2 separate regions of the Homo sapiens genome follow, and region 2 is linked to region 1. Evidence: read pairs that join two places in POLR2A ChIA-PET (ENCODE). Cell type or tissue: PC-3. All regions are shown on one strand. Region 1 overlaps TSPOAP1 (TSPO associated protein 1). Region 2 overlaps RNF43 (ring finger protein 43).

Evidence for each region. Peaks named below come from ENCODE experiments on the same cell type or tissue, not always from the same donor. Only the 100,000 strongest peaks of a DNase experiment are listed, where the experiment ranks them.
Region 2: POLR2A ChIA-PET joins it to region 1 with 5 read pairs; 2 of 35 experiments call an interaction of 5 or more read pairs at or near these places.

The regions. Positions count from the first base shown.
Region 1 is chr17:58,306,870-58,311,869 of GRCh38, forward strand. TSPOAP1 (TSPO associated protein 1) reads right to left here. Exons shown (of 32, transcript NM_004758.4): 18 at 4,702-4,853; 19 at 3,967-4,344; 20 at 3,643-3,882; 21 at 3,098-3,289; 22 at 1,672-2,511; 23 at 973-1,072; 24 at 742-893; 25 at 1-99. Among named protein-coding and RNA genes, the nearest start is that of TSPOAP1-AS1, 16 kb to the right of the region's middle. RefSeq lists an enhancer at 2,666-3,365. In PC-3, a CTCF peak has its summit at 1,624 (motif pointing right); no DNase peak of the experiment used is centred here.
Region 2 is chr17:58,398,152-58,403,151 of GRCh38, forward strand. The region is part of intron 2 of RNF43 (ring finger protein 43); the gene reads right to left. Among named protein-coding and RNA genes, the nearest start is that of RNF43, 17 kb to the right of the region's middle. RefSeq lists an enhancer at 313-1,168. In PC-3, no CTCF peak of the experiment used is centred here; DNase peaks (open chromatin) are centred at 2,030, 4,050 and 4,680; H3K27ac peaks cover 360 bases.

The DNA.
Region 1 (5,000 bases):
GTCCACAGCCACCTCAGCCACCATGTTGCAGGGAATGTAGCCTGTCCGGCCCCCACCTTCGCCCTGGTAGAAGCCATCGGCATCCTTGTCCCCAAACACCTGGAGGCAAAACCAGTGGTCTCAGCCAGTTCTGCTCACTCCCTATGCCCCTAGGCCCCGAACCCCAGCAACACCCCACTTGGAAATGCAGAAGAATGTTCTCCCTTTTGTATGCCATGAAATGGGAAAAGGGGGAAAACAGCAAAGAACAGGATCAGAGGGATAGGAGAAGACAGCCCTTTCTGTATTATCCCCATTCACTGTCTACATGGCCATGCCCTTTGCCCACCCCAGAATGGATCTCCTTAGTCTCAGAGCAATAGCAAAATGCCTTTAATCAATACTTGGAGGAGTAATAAAAATAGTAATGTCAGCAGCAGATAGTTAGATTGTGCTGCCTATGTCTCAGGCAGTTTAAGCACTTTATGTACATTGGATCATTTAATCCACAAAACACCCTGTGAGGTAGACACTAATATTATCCCCATTTTACCAAAAAGAAAACTGAGGCCCAGGGGGCCTAGGTAATCTACTCAAGGTTACACAGCTAGAAGCAGCAGAGTCAGGTCCAAACCCATGTCATCTGCTCTAGAAGCCATGTTCTCCACCATGATTCTGTGCTACCTCCAGTGGAGGAAAGGAGGGAGGAGGGAAGACCCAGCTGGTGTTTGGAATTCTGAGCCCTGATGGCGAATCAGTCACCTTCAGGATCTGACCCTCTCGGAAGGGAAGCTCTTCTTCTCCAGCATCAGGATTGGGCGACATTGACACGGGGTCATAGTCAAACAGAGCCACAAAGATCCTGACGGGTAGGTGCTGGTAAGCCAGTGTTTCTGAGGGGCTCCTCGCAGGGACTGTGGAGACAGTGGAGAGGGCGGTGACGCAGCGAGCTCTGGCCGAGCAGCTCTAGCTCCAGCCCCATCAGGTGCTCACCTAGCTCTGCAGTGCTTGGCCTGAGGACTCGGACACCTCTCTTCTGGGGGCCCCTCCGCCCAGAGCCGTCCTGCCCTCTGGCCTCTCCGGTCTCTGTTGCCTGCAAAAAGAGGGCAACAGATGGCAAAAGTAACACACCATCCCTCTGGTGGGCTCGTGCTCCCCCAGCTCTGCCCCATCAGCGTAAGCAGCACAGCAGCGCAGGAGCACAGCATTCCTCTCCCGGAGCCTCGGCCCAGCCTGCTGGAGACCTCAGACACCCCCACAGTGGGAGGGAGGGCAGGAGGGGAGGCCCCAGCCCCAGCCTGCGAGTAGATGAATGGAGTAGAGGGGACTGGAGTTGGCTGAGGAGCCCGCGAGAGGAGGGCCTCCCGTCAGCATCAGGGCAGGTAACCCTGGACATGGCATCACAGTCAGCGTCCTGAAGCCATTACTAGCTATGCAGAGGAAAGGGCGACCCTGCCCACAGGCCGCAACAGGCGACTAGTGATAGAATATTGTGCATCCCAGTCCTGATCAGCAGAAGCAGCAAAGCAGTGGAATGTGGGTGGGAGGAGGCAGGTGAGGGAGCCCGGAGGCCCGGCCCCACCTCTGCTGATGGAGGCAGGCAGCGTGGAATGGGAGCTGCTGGTGGGCAGCAAGCAGGGCCACCAGGTGGCAGCAGGCAGGGGCTGCCCAGGGCGGGGAGTGAGCACGGACCCGGGAGAGTGGCTCCTTGGCTCTGCCCGTCGCACTGCGGCCTCTCCGCTCTGGTTCCCCTTTCTCCCAGGCTGGGAGGCGTGGGTAGGGCTTGGGGCCTGAATTGGCCTTCGGAGGCCCCCTGGGCCTTCCTACAGTTGCTGTGCCCCAGGCCTCCCCATCTCCAGGGTAGCAGGAGCTGGTGATGCTGATGCCCCCGCTGCCCGCCTCCTGCTCATCCTCCGAATCATATTCAATGCTGATTTCCAAGCACTTGGGGGAAAGGCAGCTGGCCAGGCCAGGCTCCAGCGCCCGGCCACGGGAGCACCTCCGGGAAGGGCCCAGCCGGCCTCTCCCGCTAGCCTCTAGTCCAGTCCTGGGGCCCTCAATTACGGGGAGGCCACCCCTCTCCCGTGTGGGGCCCAGTCGTCCAGAGGCCTGGGGCCCATTGTTGCTGAGAAGTCGGCTGCAGTGTTCTCGGGGATCTGGAGGCCGCCTGCGGCTTGGGGGCTTCTCAGGGGAGCCCCCTCCTCTCCTCCGGCTGCTTCCACCAACTAATCCAGGCATGTCTTCCAGGCAGTCTCCAGCCCTGGAGGACTCAGGAGACAAGGGACACTGGCCAGGTCTTCGGGGCTGACCACTGTCACAGCCCAGCCCCAGCAATGCAGGTTCAGGCGGGCCAGGGTCTCGGGAAGAACAGCCTGCCCCTGACTTCTCCTCCTCCTCGTCCTCCTCTTCCTCTTCCTCCTCCTCCGGGATGCTAAAGAGCTTCTTGCTACAGAACTGCTGGAGGGGCAGCTCCAGGATCTGCTCCAAGATCTCCTCATCGCTGTCAGTCTCACAAAAGGGGTCGGGCTGGGACTGGTGGAGGTGGGGAGGTGGGAGTAGAACACAGCAGGGAAGAGAGATGCGTGGGGAAGAGGAGAGCGAGCTGCGATCTTTGCCCTCAAACGAAGGCAGGGGTTACGGACAACCCCACAGCCCTCCCACGGCTTCCTCCGAGAGGAGAGAACCAGAGGGACGGTGGCTGGCCCAAATTCACACACATATCCAGTGAGAGCCAAAGGAAGAATTAGGGAACACACTCTAGGAACCATCACCAGCCCCTGTGGGACAGGAGCATTGAGGAGCAGGCCTCCCCATCCCCTCCCCAGAAGCTACCAGCACAAGGATCTTAGGTGGCACCGGCCTCCCCTGGCCAGGGCGCTGTATCTGGTGGGCTGGAGGGAGAGAAGGTACAGAAATGAACTCCTCCCCTTCCCCTTTCTTTCCAGGAGGGCAGGGGCCAATCCTGGGGCACTTCCTATCTTCTGCTTAGGACAGGGCCCAGGCCACAGACCTAGAATGTTTCTGGCACTCAGTGGTGGTCAGAGCACCTGCTGACACACAGTGGGGAGGCCCCGGAGTTTGAGGCCTGGGGCCCAACAGCCCATCCCTACCCCGTTACCTTGGCCCCATTCTCCCTGATGCTGTTGCCAGCAACCTGCTTCTGGAAGGAGCAAGTCCTGGAACCCAGCTCCTCTTCCTCCTCCTCCTCCTCCTCTTCCTCTTCCTCCTGGATGTCTGACAGGTCTGAGTTGCGGCCGTGGTCCACGAGGGAGTTCACCAGATGAACCCCAAGCTCTGCTGTGTCCTCCTTCTGCAAGAAGTGAGGCAAGGCAGGAGAGATAAGGACAGTGAGGGGGCACAGGGGGTTCCAGGCAGGGTCAGCCCCAGCCACAGTAACAAGGGTCCTTTGGCAGAGGGAGAAAGAGCCATGTCCTAAATGGGGGAGGCACACCATGGCTCAGGGGCAGGGTGGGAGAAGGGAGATGGGAGCCACATGGGACAGAGAAATCCTAGAAGAAAAACAGACACATAGCACAGCCAAAGGTGTGAGAGCAGGACCAGAGCAGAGGACAGGCAGAGAGGGCAACTGGATTTGCGCTGGCAAAAGGTAGGGAGACAGGCCTCAATTCTCTGAAGTGACACAGTGTGTCCCCAAACCCCTACCTCAGCCCTGGGCCTCAGCCCAGACCCTGGGTCTCCTCCTTGGCACATCTCGGTATTTGGCGCCTGCTGGGCCCGTGCTCCCTGGGTGGAGCTGGAGGCCGGACAGGCCTCTCCTGCAGTCCACTCGGCCTCCTGCTTGGCCAGTGAGGGAGCTGCGGGGCCAGGGTCCTTCTCACCCAGGGTAGATGTGCTGGCTGTCCTCTCCTCTGAGGTGCCCAGCACTGCTGCCCCAGCCTCCTCCTGGAACAGAGAGCACTGAGGAAGGACCCAAGCCCAGGTCCCTCTGCCAGCCTGCACCTGCTCCCCTCTCCCCAGACAGGGTACCTGGGAGCAAGGTGCTGGAGGGTCCTCGTGGGACCCTTTTGCCATCTCTCTGGAAGGGCTTGCAGGGGGTGCTCCTGGAGGCTCTTGAGTTCCAAGGGGAGCAGGGTGCTGGAGAGGAGAGCTGGGGTCTCCAGGCCCTGGGGAGGCTGAAGCAAGGGGCGCTCTGGCCTCTGGGCTTGGGTGCGGTGAGGGGCAGGAGACTCGGGCTGGCAGGCTGGCCGGAGCCAGGGCGGGAGTGATAGGAGCCGGGATGGAGTCCGCCGACTCCCCGTGGGGCGACATGGTGCGCACGACCACCTCACGACACACCTGCAGCAGCTGCAGCTGGGACAACTCCACCAGTACACTGCCTGCCGTGGGTGAGGCCACCTCCATGATCTGCAGGGTGGAGGGGGCACAGGATGGGAAGCAGAGGCTGAGACAGCCAAGCGTGAGGATGCACTGACAGCAGTGGCAGCTAACTGACAGCAGTGGCAGCTAGCATTACGCCAGGTACTGTGCTAAGCCCTCTGCATGGCCTATCTCATTTCATCCTCCTGGCCATATGGCTTCAGTGATGGAACAGTTCTAAAATCTGTCATGTGCTGCCAAAGCCCATGCTCTTAACCCATCTGCCTCATGGTACCCAAATGCCAGGGGCTGGGCATCTCCGTGCCAAGCCAGAGAGCCTAGACCTCTGAGCATAGCAAGAAGGGACCCACCCCCACTCCCAGGGTACAGTGGGCAGGGCTATACCTTCTGCCCATCAGCGTAGATGGCATAGCCTGTGACCCGGACACCGTTGGATGTGCCAGCAGCATCGATGGTGACTGGGAGCCAACTGATGATCAAGATCCCAGGGGAGGGCCCAGGCTCGATCTGCACATCCAGAGGGGCATCAGGTGGGCCTGGGGGCAGGGGGGCACAAGACCCAGTGATGCAGGACGCTCCCCATCAGAGATACCTGCCCAATTTGCTATTTCCCTGATAACGCAAATAAGATCAGGGTCCCCTTCTTCCGTCACCCATGGCCTGGCCTCCTGGGTGTTCTGGAC
Region 2 (5,000 bases), 91 kb after region 1:
TTTATTTACCTTTCTGAAGACCAGGAAGTCCTTAAAAATTCAATCTGTACTGTTGAAATCCTTTCTTCAATGTATTGGTGCACTTTCCTGCCTAAATACATCATGTTGAATGAAAGTTAGCCTTTACTTGGTGTCTACACTACAAGGATATCATTATGGTCATTTTTGGCATGAAATAATATAAGAGACTGGGCTAAACTTACAATCTCCCTGGGAAGTTCTTATTTGCTTTTTAGGTCCATTACATCTGCTTCTTTTTTGATATATCTCTGGTTAATAAGCATAGCAGAGAAAAAATTCCAGTTAATTTATTATTTATTTAATGAAAAGTATCCTATAGAACTTTGGTTCTGGGGTAAGGTACAGAATAGGAAGTAAAAATTCAAGTGACCAGATATTAAATTAACCTTGCCACCAATATTGCCAAACTGGAACAACAGGGTATCTAAAGACAAAACACATTTTCAGAAATTCCACCCATAGAAATGGAGTCTAGCAATCATTCATTCTTAGCACTGTATTGCTCAGTATCTCAAGACTTTGTCCAATAGCCTCAATAAATGTATAAAGATATCAAGAAGTAAAGGTCAAAAAAGGAACCGTGAACATCAAACAAGGCCACTGGAAGTGACCCAAAACATCACATGCTGGGCTTTCCTTTTTAATGATAATAACAGTGATAGTGAATGTTTATCCTTGTCTTTCTTTCAAAGAGCTTCTAAATCTTTGCAGACATCTCTTACTAATCTTTATTAGGCTTTGGGAAGAAAACAGTTTTCCCCAAGAAGTGCCTTCGGAGAAGAAGGAGGCTTCCCAAAACCAATAAAAAGGAAAATGTTTGCCCTTCTCCAGGTCCTCCCCACGCCCCACTGGTCTCCTAACTCCCACTGTGTTGTACTGGTGATTGAAATGAATTATAATACCATGCAAGTGTTGAAAGGATAATAATGGTAATTCAGTTTGTTTCCAAAAGAGTTATAAGCCATGTGTGTTTAATCATAACAGGGAACAGGTAAGTAGAAAAGATGAGGAAACCCATAATTACCTTTATCCCATTATTTACTTATTTTGGGAAGAGACTTCAAATTGGTAAAGTTACAAAACACTGAACACAGATTTTTTTATACTGCAGACTGTTGGTCTCTGAGAAGGCTCAAAGGATGGTCTTTACCTGAAAATTTTTTCAGGGAGACAAATATTTGATAGATGCTATGACAAAAACTCTGCTTATTCTTACTTTGATCCAATTCTTCTCAGATAGGGAACTGAGAGTCTTAGAGACTTGCGGGATAATTTCCAAGCAGGCTATAGAATCGTATCTGCTGAGTTTCAGAAAACATGTTGGGACCAGCACAGTATAATGAACTGGGGAAAGTAGTCCCCTTCACAATCCTGAACTCCTTCCCTTCTGGTCCTTAGAAACATGGCTGCAAGCTACACACCAGAAGCTGAAGCGCCAGCATTCTGAGCAACTGTCCCAGAGTAGCAGCAATTTTTTTTTTTTTTTTGAGACAAAGTCTCACTCTGTCACCCAGGCTGGAGTGCAGTGGTGCCATCTCAGCTCACTGCAACCTCCACCTCCCAGGTTCAAGTGATTCTCCTGCCTCAGCCTCCCAAGTAGCTGGGATTACAGTTGCGTACCACCACGCCTGGCTAATTTTTGTATTTTTAGTAGAGACTGGGTTTCACCATGCTGTTCAGACTGGTCTTGAACTCCTGACTTCATGATCCACCCGCCTCAGCCTCCCAAAGTACTAGGATTACAGGCGTGAGCCACCGCACCCAGCCAATAGCAGCAATTTAAAAAAATACTCTAAATTTTCAAAAAGGGAAGATGGAAGAGTGATATATAATGTGGTTCTAGGATCCCTCAGACTCTGATAAGTCAAAACTTAGAAAACAGCTGCTTTGTGTCAGTGATCACCTCATTGATCATGGAAGGAAGCTAATGGGGTTACCAGTACGGAACAGGCACACATACAAAGGTCCAGGGCAGATAAGTGATTCACCGTACCACAAGTAACAGGTATTAAGTTCCCACCCCAGAACTCACATACTATTAGTCATTCTTTAAACCACTAAGGCTACCTGTACTACATTATGGTAATATTTAATCAGCACCCTTAACCCACAAAATTTTGAAGCTAAAGCCTTGTCCTTTCGGCTACATTAAAAATACAAACAGTCTTGCTTAGTTATGTTAAGCTGATGCCAAATTGAACGCAAATAGGTTAACGGAGTCTAAATCAATAACCTTCACACTTAGTAATATTTCTGATAGTAATTAGGTGAATAAGGAATAGCTCAAGTTTAATTACTATTAATAATAATACCTAACATTTGCCATTTTCAAAGGCAACACTCATACATTATTTCATTTCAGGTAGTTAGGCCATTTATTACTATTATTCCCATTTTACTCAGGAAGCCACAAGCTCAAAGAGGTTAAGCAATTTTTCTTTACGTCATAAAGCTAAGAAGGATCAGCACTGAGATTAAAATACAAGTCTACTGAGAGCACTTTTCACTGTAGGATGTCGCTCCTCATTTTAGAATACCTTTTATGCCTTATTATCATATTATATCATTATATATGAATCCTGTGCAAAGAGCACCATTTGGTGGGCATATTATCTTAATTATTTGATTGGTGATAGAAATTATGTTCTTAGGCCAGAAGGCATCCAGTTATACATAAGTTAGAAGATAATGAAGTAACTCTGCCCTGAGGGAACCCAAGAAACACTCTGATATTCAAAAGGAAAGAAGTTCTCATCTAGGATGTCAGACTGCCTACAAAACAACTGCCTAATCACAGAGCATTCAACTGGTGACCATAGGGTAACCTACATTTCTGGGAAAAGGAAAAAGCAACAGGCAGAAATGGTAGTTTCTCACCTTAGGAACTTTGCATGGTGGTCTGACTTCAGAGATATGTTCCTGATCTATTTTGGGGAGAACATACTTTCCTTCATGCTCACTAGATGCAGCACTGGACAGGTAATTTTCAAATAATAATTACCAAATGATTCATGCTTATTAATAGATCCTCATGAAAGTCTTGAAAACCAGGTAAACCAGAAAGTTACTTCTCCTCCATTTGATAAATTAAATAATCGTTGAATGTCATGCCAAAGACTATTTTACAAGTCATCTGGAGAACTAGTGGTACTAGTCCTCCTGATATTGGAACATCCATGTGTTTGGGTATGCACCCACTGTTTGGGTGCCAAGCCCTCGTTTCTGTGTAGAGTTTAGCTACAAGAGAAAATCAGATCTTCTGGCAACACTTACGAGGCAGGTGCAGTCATAAAGAACTTGACTTTTGATTCCATTGTCTCTGCCAGGACAGGTGGTATGGTAGAAGTATGGAATCTTGCCAGACAGGCTCTAACTCAAACCTCCCTTTAGAAAACAAAACAATAAAAATGGAAACAAAATGCCAAATCCTATTCCATACCCTGAAGATTGACATTGCTTGAAAAAGTAGGACATTTTATATAATACATTCATTTGTTTTAAGCTTACATCAACTCAGGAGAAATAAGACTATGAAAATGAAAGGTCAGTTGCAGGCTGGGCTCTCTCCTTATAAATTCAATTCCCTATTCCCCTGTATAAACTAAAGGGACACTTTCATTTCAGTGAATTTTATCCATATATTCCTAGCATAAAAAAAAAAAAAAAACCTATAATCTAATACCTGCATAGGAGTAACACAGACAAGTTAGCACTGCTGAGTAGAATAAAAACCTTTGGCAAATCCTACTTACTTCCCAGATCCTACCTTACCTTCCTAACACAAACTAGCACATCTCAAATTTTTGAGAATGGTCAGTTGATGATTCCATGAAAGAGACGGTCTTTCTCTAAAAAACTACAGCATGTTTGTTCAGAACCAAGTAAAAACAAAAGGATTGTTTCTAGTGGCAAAGATAGACAATTGATTATTTTTACCAGGTTTGTCTCCAGGGCAAGTCTTTGTGATTGATGATGTGTCTCCTGACCACAAGGACACCACAAGAAGGCTCAGAGGAAGAGTGCTCAAAGGATCCCTGTGAGGGCACTGTTAGCTGTCACCATTGGAAATACTGAACATTTCTGGTGTTCCTGGAATCTATTTCTAACCACTACTCTGTGGTTGTGATGAAGGGATAGGAAGAGATTGGAAATCTTCTAGAGCAAATGCTCTCTTCAGTTCATAACCACAGAACCAAGATAAAATAACAAGAATGTACTTTGCCCAAGGCATAATTCTGCCTAAATTTGCCCTATCCATCATTTTTTTCCCCTAATTCTTGTTTATGTTGTTGTTAATCTGCTCAAGGAAGGAAAGCTAGATAATCTACAAACAGGTTCCGGAAAGGCTTGGAAAATTTGTGGATTCAGAGAAGGATATTTAAGAGGGAGCCAAAATCTCTGAGAACAATGCCCTATAAATGCCCCAAAGTGTAAGAACCAAAATATTCAATGAATCATTGTTCTTACCCAGAAGATAATTTCTTAAAGTTATAGTCTTAATTTTCTTCAAATGATAAATTGTCTATTCAGGTCCCAGAGATGAGGCTGTGACACTAATACTTAACATGGTGGTTGTGTCTCTTTATGCCTGACTCAATCAGTTGAAATCCAAAAGTAAGTTCTTCCTTGATTTACCTGCCAAGACCTGAGTTCAGGCCCTCAGGGTGCTGAGGTTTTCCTTTGTGGGAGAAAATGACATCATCAACACCTCAGCAACAGTAGAGGAATGCAGGGAATGTGGCTCCCAACATTTGGTGATATCAACTGTCCTGGGAGAAACCCCAAACTCCCAAGAGTCAAACATTGGTTTAAAAAAGGAGTTTTTTTGGGGTGGGGGGGTAGGTTGTTGTTTCGAGTTTATTAGTAGTGTTTGATGTTTCCAAACACCAGTTTTAAAAGGGAAGATGGGTTGGGGGACCTCTTCCAGTAAGCGTGTACCTCAAGAACCAAACATACATGAATTAAGTCCAGATAAGGCA